Linked DNA regions of Homo sapiens: region 1 is linked to region 2. Evidence: chromatin loops called from intact Hi-C (ENCODE). Cell type or tissue: natural killer cell. All regions are shown on one strand.

Evidence for each region. Peaks named below come from ENCODE experiments on the same cell type or tissue, not always from the same donor. Only the 100,000 strongest peaks of a DNase experiment are listed, where the experiment ranks them.
Region 1: it touches region 2 in a loop (2.1-fold over the local background); 11 of 110 quality-filtered maps call a loop at or near these places.

What each region holds. Positions count from the first base shown.
Region 1 is chr16:17,276,049-17,281,048 of GRCh38, reverse strand. All of the region lies in intron 2 of XYLT1 (xylosyltransferase 1), which reads left to right. Among named protein-coding and RNA genes, the nearest start is that of XYLT1, 190 kb to the left of the region's middle. In natural killer cell, no CTCF peak of the experiment used is centred here; a DNase peak (open chromatin) is centred at 2,758.
Region 2 is chr16:17,413,797-17,418,796 of GRCh38, reverse strand. All of the region lies in intron 1 of XYLT1 (xylosyltransferase 1), which reads left to right. Among named protein-coding and RNA genes, the nearest start is that of XYLT1, 55 kb to the left of the region's middle. In natural killer cell, a CTCF peak has its summit at 2,106; a DNase peak (open chromatin) is centred at 1,976; H3K4me3 peaks cover 435 bases; H3K27ac peaks cover 1,875 bases.

The DNA of each region.
Region 1 (5,000 bases), 140 kb after region 2:
TGGGGGCTTTTAGAAATCGTGATTCCCAGGCCCAGCCCCAACCCACTAAACCAGTATCTCCCGTGTGGGCACCTGGGCATCTGCATTTTGTGAAGGCTCCCAGATTAGTCCAATGGGAAGGCAAGGCTGAGAATTGGTGAACTAAATGCTGTCATTCCTTCTGCATCATGTTACCTGAGGGAAGAAGAATTGAGAAGAGAGAAAATAAAAGGAGAGAGGAGATGGGGGTAGAAATGCTAATATTGAATGACACAAGCAAACGCAAAGGAGATATTTACAGCACGGTGCCCTTTTGTCAAACTTACAGATACACAAAATAACACTATACATTGTATGTGAACACATACGTATTAACTAAAAATATAAATACATGAATGTGAAGGATAGAAGTGTCCTCTGGGTTGGGAGATGGTGGTTGAAAGCTGGGAGGAACTTCCCAGTTGTCTCTGCAAAGTCTAATTTCTTTAAATAATTGAATAAAACATAACAAAATTGGTACATGGAAGGGCACTGTATTATTTTTCTGTACATTTTAATACATTTTGAATTATTTCATAAATCTAGATTGTATTGGAATTTTTTATATCTGACACATATTTGTATTAGGAAAATATTGAAGTATGTTTCAGAAAATAAGACAAAATCTGACCACCTCCATTCTTCAGAAGATGAATAGCTTTTTATTTATTTATTTATTTTGACACAGAGTGTTGCTCTGTCACCCAGGCTGGAGTGCAGTGGCACGATCTTGGCTCACTGCAACCTCTTCCTCCTGGGTTCAAGCGATTCACCCACCTCAGCCTCCCGAGTATCTGGGATTACAGGTGCTGCCGCCATGCCTGGATAATTTTTGTAGCTTTATTAGAGACGAGGTTTCGCCATGTTGTCCAGGCTGGTCTCAAACTCCTGACCTCAAGTCATCTGCCTGCCTTGGCCTCCCAAAATGCTGGGATTATAGGCATGAGCCACCACGCCCAGCCTGGATAGCTTTTTAGATATCCCTGACCATGGGCAGGATGTTGATTGCAGAATGATGGAGAGGTGGTTGAGAGAGGGGAGAGGGACAAACAGAGGGACAGAAAGAGGACAGACCTAGAGGAGGAGACAGGCTGACATCCCTGGAGGTCTGCATCTTGCTGAGGTCCTCGGCAGTGCCACGGAAGATTGTGCTGGGCAGAGGGCGGGGTGCCCAAGGTGTCCTCTGCCTGACTGCTTGAGGACTTGCAGGGTCCTGTTGTCCCCTAACTGCTGCTGTGGCCACATTTTGCCTTGGCTGTAATTAATATGCAGAGGAGGAGGCCTAGCCTGACTCTCGTGGTCTTCTTTGGCCATCTTGACAGAAGCCATCAATGACCCAGAGATGGATGAAGCCAGATGCTGAAGAAGCTGACCCCTCAGCCCACTCTCTGCACCAATAGTTAGCCCACAGTGTATCCAAAATGACACACTTGTTGAAGACGCCCTCGATAAATTGTCAGCCAATTTTCTAGGTGTTTCACTGCTAAGAAGGGCAGCTCACTTCCAGCCTGGGACTTGAAGGGGCTGTGTTGGAGAGGGAATATTAGCTTGGCTCCCAGGTCTGGTGCTATGGCTTAAATCCCTGATCTGTGTGGCCTTAAGGAAGTGTCTTCACCTCTCTGAGCCTCTGTTTACTCAAATGTTGAAAAAGGACATACTACTATTAATGATCATACTAGTAACAGCTACAATTTGTGTTCCAGGCCTTGTCCTAAGTGTTTTCCCAACATTGACTTAATTCTCATTTCAACTCCATGAGCTGGCTACAGCTGGGAAACCTGCCCAAGGTCACACAGCTTCAAAACGGCACGGCTAAGTTGAGAACCCAGGTAGTCTGGCTTTAGCATTCATGCTCCTGATCACAGAGCCGCGCTGCCTCTTGAGAGGGCTGTGAAGAGGATTAAATTTAAAAAGGCACAGGAAATGCTGTCCCAGTAGCAACGCTGAAAGGTGCATTAGGGAGGGAGAGACTGTATCATGAAATCCTTGAATGCCTGGTGTCACCCAGGATTCTCCTGGTCTCAGGAGGTGTGTAGAGGTAATAGGCAAATTTCGCTTCTCTTCCTAAAGCCCAACCAGGAAGGAAATGTTCACAGTCAGCCTTGGTTGCCCATTCTAAGTTTGGACACTTGCAGAGCTCAGGAGGATCTTCCCTGTGCATAGATGAGGCTGTAAAGTGAAGAGTACAAGCTTCAGAATCAGACCTAGGATGGATCCCAGCCTTGCCCCTTGCTTCCTGGGCGACTTTGCCTGAGTCATGTAACCCCCTTTCTGTGCCACAGTTTACTTTTCTATCTCATCGGATAATATCTCCACCAAAGATAAATGGGAGGATGAAACAAGAGAATCGTGCAAAATCTTGGGTAAACAGTAGATGCTGTTATATGGAGCTTGTCTCTGATGGGATGATGTGAAGCCAACAGATGATGAAGTGGAGCTCCATGAAGCTCCACTTTTCCCTTGAAGCTGGGAAAGTTAGCAGAAAGTTGCATGATGGCAATGACTTTGATTTAGTAGACAGTGTGGAAATCCCAGTCTCGCCTTGTCAAACTCCTCTGAAGTGAAAAGCCTTAATGGGAATACCCCTTAAAGGAAGAGGTAGTGACCCACCCACCTGCGGCAATGAAGAAGAACTTCTCGGAGATGCGTCCTGACTGTCCAAAGGGAAGCAGCCCGGCTTCAGTATCAAGGTGCAGCTGCCGGCTTGCTCTCTGCAAATTTCACAGAAAGAGCCATCTAGTGGCCTGAACAACTGCGGTCCACCGGGTCTCTTGGAACCACCTTGTGTTGGGTGTTTCATGGGTCCTTTGAGGACTAAAGGGAGTTCGGTGTCTGAATCCAGCCAGACTTCAGAAGTCTGGGCACGGCTGGCTGGTCATACACGAAAAGGTGCCACTACTGCTCAGCCCCTTGAATAAGGAACTTCTCCAGTAGCAAACTGTCTACCCGAACTAGATGCCTCATGTTCGCAGGGAGGCGTCTCACTCTGTCAATCATGGCAGGAGGGGCAGGAGGAGGAGGAAACAAAGCTTTTACCTGTCAGCCAGGCAGCCGGCCTCTCTTGCTGGTTGCTCCTCTCACTTCCAAAACTCTCCTGGGTGGGACAACTCTGGCTCATAAACCTGCTGAGATAACCGCTGTGAGCCTCAGTTCCCACATCTGGGAACAGTGGGTAATACAAAAGAACAAAATCAGGTCCTTTGCAGCAACATGGATGCAGCTGGAGGCCATTATCCTAAGCAAATTAATGACGCAGGAACAGAAGACTACATACCACATGTTCTCACTTGGAATTAGGATCTAAACATTGAGTACACGTGAACATAAAGATGAAAACAGTAGGTTGAACCCGGGGGCTCACCCCTGTAATCCCAGCACTTTGGGAGGCCGAGGCAGGTGGATCACAGGAGGTCAGGAGTTCGAGAACAGCCTGGCCTACATGGTGAAACCCCGTCTCTACTAAATATACAAAAATTAGCTGGGTGTGGTGGTGCATCCCTGTAATCCCACCTACTCAGGAGGCTGAGGCAGGAGAATCTCTTGAACCCCGGAGGCAGAGGTTGCAGTGATTGGAGATCGCGCCACTGCACTCCAGCCTGGATGACAGAGACTTTGTCTGGAAAAACAAAAAGCAAAAAGGTGGTGACAGTAGACACCGAGAACTTCTAGAGGGGGACAAGGGTTAGAAAACTAACCATTGGGTACTACGCTCACTACCTGGGTGAAGTGGTCAATCATACTCCATACTTCAGCATCACACAATACACACATGCAACTAACCTGCACAGGGATCCCCAGAATCTAAAATAAAAGTTGAAATTATAAAAATAAAATAGATAAAAATAGATAACAGATGCCCAACATTGTGATAGAATCTGTTTATTGAGTTGTTGGTAGGATGGTTGTCTGTCTCATGCTATTAAAATATAAGCTCGATAGGAGCAGGCATCTGTCTGTCTTATTCACAGACATGTCCCCAGCACCTAAGATGTACTTGGCACTCAGTAAATATCTGTGAATGAATGTATGAAAAGTCGTTGTAGGAGTTCGCATGAAATGATGTGGGTAACCGCTACCTTTTATTAACTGCTAACTATTCTGAACTGTGTCTTTGCACTGGTTAAGTCAGCGTATCTTTTTAGCCCTGCGAGGTTTTGATATTATAGATAGTTTACGTAGGAGGAAAGCAAGGCTCAGAGAGGGTAAACGACTTTCCCTAGGTCACACAGCTGGGAAGTGGTAGAGCTGGATTTCAGATCCTCAAGAGTGACTCCAGGGCATACATTTATAACAACTTCATCGGACGGTGCCCATCGTGTCCTGGTAGCATATCATGATCACCATGATTTCCATGGCCTACTTCTTGCTCTGAACAGTTGGAGAACTGGACATTGGATACACTGCCTCCAAAGGGAGTGACCAGAGTTTCCTTCTGGATGATGACAGTGCACGCGAAAGTTGGTAGTGATGAGGTTTTTGCATATCCACCCTGAAACTTGGTAGAAAATGTCAGGGCCTATTGAAGTATATGGCCAAGAGGGGTACATTCCATCTTGTGAACAGCAGCTCTCAGTCCAGGCTGCAGAAATCATTTTCCAAAAGCTTGAGTGTAGGCACTGCTGTCACTTTGATTCCTGTGGCCTTCCAATCGACATTGGATGTCCTGCAGGCCATGCCAACCTCAGGCATAAACAGGAAGTGCCAGTGGGGCACCCGCAGCTTACAGAGAGCAGACCTTCAAGATGGCAGCCTCCTTCAGGAACTTGGCCAATGAAAACTTGCTCGGAAGCCCCTGTCCCCAGTAGGTTGGGCCAAGGCAAACACATGCTCATAAAGGAGATTTAGGGGGTGACAGCAGCATATTCATTTGTACCTCTGCATAGTAAAAATAATTTATTAGCAGCTTCTGGGGAAGCTCAGTTCTGAAATCACATGGATGGCAATATTAGGAGCCTATTTCTTTCTCTCTCTCCCCACCCCAA
Region 2 (5,000 bases):
GGCTCTCTGCAGCCTCAATGTCCAGGTCTCAAGCGAGCCTCCCACCTCAGACTCCCAACTAGCTGGGACTACAGGCATTCACCACCATGGATGGCTTATTTTTGTATTTTTTGTAGAGACAGGGTTTTGCCATATTGCCCAGGCTGGTCTCAAACTCCTAGGCTCAAGCAGTCTACCCACCTTAGCCTCCAAAAGTGCTAGGATTATAGGTGTAAGCTACCACACCCAGCCTCAAGCTACTTTTTTTTTTAACTCTGAACTTTTTTCCAGGCATGACAAGCAACCAAAGCTGCCATTTTGTTGTGACATGGCTCTGTCTGAATATTGTATTCTTCCTCCCAAACCTGCATCAAATATGATAGGCTGGAAATAAAATGGTTTTATTGTTTTTAAGGGAGCATTAGGCTATGGTTAAAAAGAAAAGAGAGGAGGAACTTGGAGTTATATAAACGGGTATAAATCCAGCCTCCACCTTAATCTTTTCACACACTACATTCTTTGTCTAATCCATAAATAATATATTTATTAAGCATCTAGTCCTAGCTGCTGCCTAAGGTGTGTACAAGCTGAACAACTGTTCATTATGCTGGATCTTACAGGGTTCTGATCATCTACTGCTGTGTAACAAATAGTTCTCTAACGTAATGACTAAAACAGTGCTTTAGTATCATCTCTCAAGGTTTTGTGGGCTGACTAGACGTGGCTGGATGGTTCTTTCTTGGATTTCTGCATATGTTACTGACACATATGGAGTGGGCTGTGATCATCTGAAGGTTTGGCTGTGGTGGTTGCTCAAGGTGTCTCATGCACGTGCCTGGCAGTTGGTGAGGGTTGTTGGGGGGAGCTCAGCTGGAGCTGTTGGCTGCATCAGACATGGTCTATCCTGTGTGTCTTGGGCTTCTTGCCACATGGTGGCTGGGTTCCAAGAGGGAGTTTCCCCAGAGTAAATATTCTAAGAGGTCCAGCAGGAGCTGCAAAGGTATGTATGTTATCATTGAGGCTTAGAATTCCCAGAACATCACTTTCACTGCATTCAATTGGTCAGCTGAGTCAGTAAGGCCATCTTGGCTTCAAGAGGAGGGGAATAAGACACTACCTTTCGATAAAGGCATGTCAAAGAATTTGAAGCCATCTTGAATCTGACGCATATGCCTACGGTGGTGAACTAGCACACGCCGGCTTCTTTGTTAAATTGTAACTTTGAAGAGTCCTGATGCAGAAGCAGCAGTCTTGATGCTAAGAGAGCTTTTGTTAGAGTAGTTTGGCCTGGAAAAAGCCCAGAGGAGGCTCTGGGAGATGAGCAAGCAGGAATGGGAAGGTTAAGTCGCGTTAACCAGGTGAAGAAGGGAGGTCAGAGTAATCCAGGCACAGGAAACAACCTGTGCCAAGGTCCTGGGGCAGGACTGCAAAAGGATCCAGACTAGACTAGAGCTGAGAGAATGAGGGAATTGTGATGGAAACTAAGGGTTAGTAGCCAAATAATGAAGACCAGATTTCCCAAGCTTCTAAACTTCATTTTTCTCCCATGTAAAATAGGATAATATTTACTATACGAGGCTGTTGTGAGGATAAATTAAGAGAGTCAGTAGAGCCTTGCACAGTGATGTTTTCTTTTCTCCTGGAAATGACTGTGAGTCAATGGAAAAAGCATACCACCTGACTTCTTTTTGGTGTCCCTATCTTACTCATGACCTCCTTCCTCCAGGGTCAAAACTGAGCTTACAAAGTTACGCCTTCAAACTTGCAAGCTATCCATAAAGTCTTACCAAACTGTTAAGTGTAGTCCTGGGAATTGTGAAGGGTCCAAAATGGATCTAAACCATTGCCTGGTTATTATTTGATTATTAAAGCAACACCAGCCACCTCGTTAGCACTTGTGGGTACTCTAGCAGCACCAAGGTTAAACGTCTCTGCTGGCTGTCCGTGCTCATTTGCATGGCTTCCTCCTCTCCCCCACATCTCCGATAGTTAATGCACATGCTCACTCTCACTTCCTTGTTCAAAGAGATGTTTCACCACGGTGCAGATGCTTGCCCCTGGCAACCCCTGGTGGAGGCAGCCGCTGAGAATTCCGTAAATCTGTCCTGCTCTCCCGCAGAACTGAGAATCTAAATTCTAGCATTCCAGGAGCTGGGGAGGGTAAAGGCTGTTGACATTGACATGCCAGCAGGAGCCGCAGCTCCTCCAGGGTCATTTTGAAAGCCAGAGTCTGCCGATGTGCGTGGCAGCCTCCTAGCTGCACAGGCTGATTGTGATAGGGATGTGCCCACTGGACCCCACAGTCCCCTCCTTTCTCAGTCCCTCCCAGGTACCCTCTGTGCTTTCGCATCTCAGGCCCCGTGTGAGGAACCAGGACACATGGCCTTTCATGGGGAGCTCGCAGTCTGCTGAGCTAGGGAGTTTATACTTTTCCCCAAATAATTCCCCCAAATGAGTGGGGCCCATCCTCTCCACTAATGAGGTCGTGGCAAGGCCAGTTTCTGTTCCATAAGCACAGGCTTCTTTTTGTCCCTGAAATAGCATCGCCGTGGAGTCTCACAGTTTATCCCGGAAGGGATGTGGGGTGCATTATCTGGCAATGTCTGGAGACATTTTTGGTTGGCAGGACAGGGCGGGAGCTGTATAGGCATTTAGTGGGTACAGACCAGGGGTGCCACTAAACATCTTATTCTACAGAGTGCAGGACAGCGCCACAGCAAACAGTGATCCAACCCAAATTGTCGGGAGGGCCGAGCTTGGTAGGACCTCTGCTCTCCTCTCATTGCCTGCTTTTCTCTTGTCACTGTGTCACTGCCATACTGACTTTCTGGTAGTTCCTCAAACATATCCAGTCCTGTCCCATTTGGGGACCTTCATGCTTGCTGTTCCTTCCAGAATGTTCTTCCCCATAGAAGCTGTCTGTGATTCTTGATCCATGATCAGGGATCCATTTGATTCCATGATTACACCCTTTATTCAACACTTCCCGTGTGTCTGACACACTGCATGCACAGCAAATGGAATCTCGTATTCCTGCTCACCACAGCAGCTTCTCCTTTTCCTCCATAGCTCTCATCCCCATCTGAACTCTCCATTTATTTCTGTGGGTTTTTTTTTCCTTTTTTTGAGACAGAGTCTCACTCTGTAGCCCAAGCTGGAGTGCAATGGTGCTATCTCAGCTCACTGCAACCTCTGCCTCCCGGACTCAAGCGGTTCTCCTGCCACAGCCTCCTGAGTAGCTGGGACTACAGTCACGTGCCACCACACCCAGCTAATTTTTTGTATTTTTTAGTGGAGATGGGGTTTCACCATGTTGCCCAGGGTGGTCTTGAACTCCTGAGCTTAGGCAATCCGCCCGCCTCGGCCTCCCAAAGTGGTGGGATTACAGGCGTGAGCCACCGCGCCCGGCCTCCATTTATTTCTGAGATTACCCCTCAATGACCTCTTTCCTGCTGCCTGTAGGATTCATAAAGACTCGGATTCCAGCAGTGTTGCTCACTGCTGTGTTCTCAACTCCTGCACCAGCTCTTCGCATACAGTAGGCACTCAATATATATGTGTTGCAGTGGAGGGGAGGGGATCAGAAATGGGGGAGATTGAAAGTAGGGAGAGGAGAGGAGAGTTTTTGGAGTCAGAAATCCTGGCTGCACGCACCAATTCCAGCTTTGTGTTTTGGGGGAAACCTGCTTAACCTCTCTGAACCTCAGTTTTCCCTTCTGCAAAATGGGAATGAACATCATTCCGCCCCTGTGAGGGTGGTTTTTGGTGTTTATACCCCAGGCTGTGGGTGCTGTGTGTCAGACACGCGGGAAGTGCTGAATAAAGGGTGTGATCGTTTTTCTCTGCGGGGGGTCTGCAGTTCTGATTCCCTTGGAGAAGGCAGAGTGAGGAATCATCGCAGTTACCGTCCACACAGTGCTCACCACATGCCGGCCCCGTTGGGTATTCATGCGCTTTAATCTCACAGCATCTTGTGTTGTCCTGGTCCCCGTTCCATAACTGAGCAAACGGCAGTTGAGGGTGGTGAGGGGCTGCGCTGGTACACACAGTGAGGAGGTGGTGGCAGGGGTGACCTTCAAGCAAACCCAGGCTGCCTGGCTCCATAGCCTTAACCAGGACACTCGCCACTCCTCTAAGATTTGTTTTTCATCTCCCTTTGCAGAAATGCCCTTTTGCTCATTTCTCATTATGTGTGTCAGGGCTTCCTGTGGGTGCCCAGTGGAGTGTGGGAGGAAGCGGAGAAAGCAAGGCGCTTACAAGGAGACTCATCCACGGGTCCGTCTCGTTTTGTGCCTGGGTCTTAATTTATAAAGATGTCTGATAGCCAGGCATAGTGGTGTGCACCTGTGGTCCCAGCCACTCCAGAGGCTAAAGCTGGAGGATTGCTTGAGCCCAGGAGGTCGAGACTGTAGTGAGCTATGATTGTGCCACTGTACTCTGGCCTGGGTGATAGAGCAAGACCCTGTCTCTAAAAAATAAATACAAATAAATGAAGCCCACCAAATAAATGAATAAGTAAATAAAGGTGTCTGGGTGACAACACAGCGAGGTCAAATAAATAGAAATAAAGCCCACCAAATAAATAAATAGAGATGTCTGGGTGACATCACAGTGAGGTCAATGCCCTTGAAAGTTTAGTGTGACTCAGTTTCCCTAGAAAGAAGAGGCACAGCATGCTTGCAGGGCCACAGCAGGAGGCCCTGGTTTTTTGGTTTGGAGGCAGAAGACAGGAGTAAGGAGAAAATCTAGGCCAGAACCTTTACTGGGGTTCCCACAGGAAAGGTGAGGCAAGGCAGGGCAAACAGTTTGGGATTGACCGGCTTGAATAATTTCAGGAGGGCTTTGGGCTCTAGAGGGGTCTCTAGCTGCCTGCTACCTGGCCCCAGGTTGGTTTAGGGCGGGGGAAAATTGGCTTGGTGTGTGAGAGTTAGATATGGTGATGGCTGAGGGGGTATAGACTCTGGGTTTGTTGGTTTGCATGTGAGAGGCTTGCTCCTGGTTGAGCCCTTTGCTATCTCTAA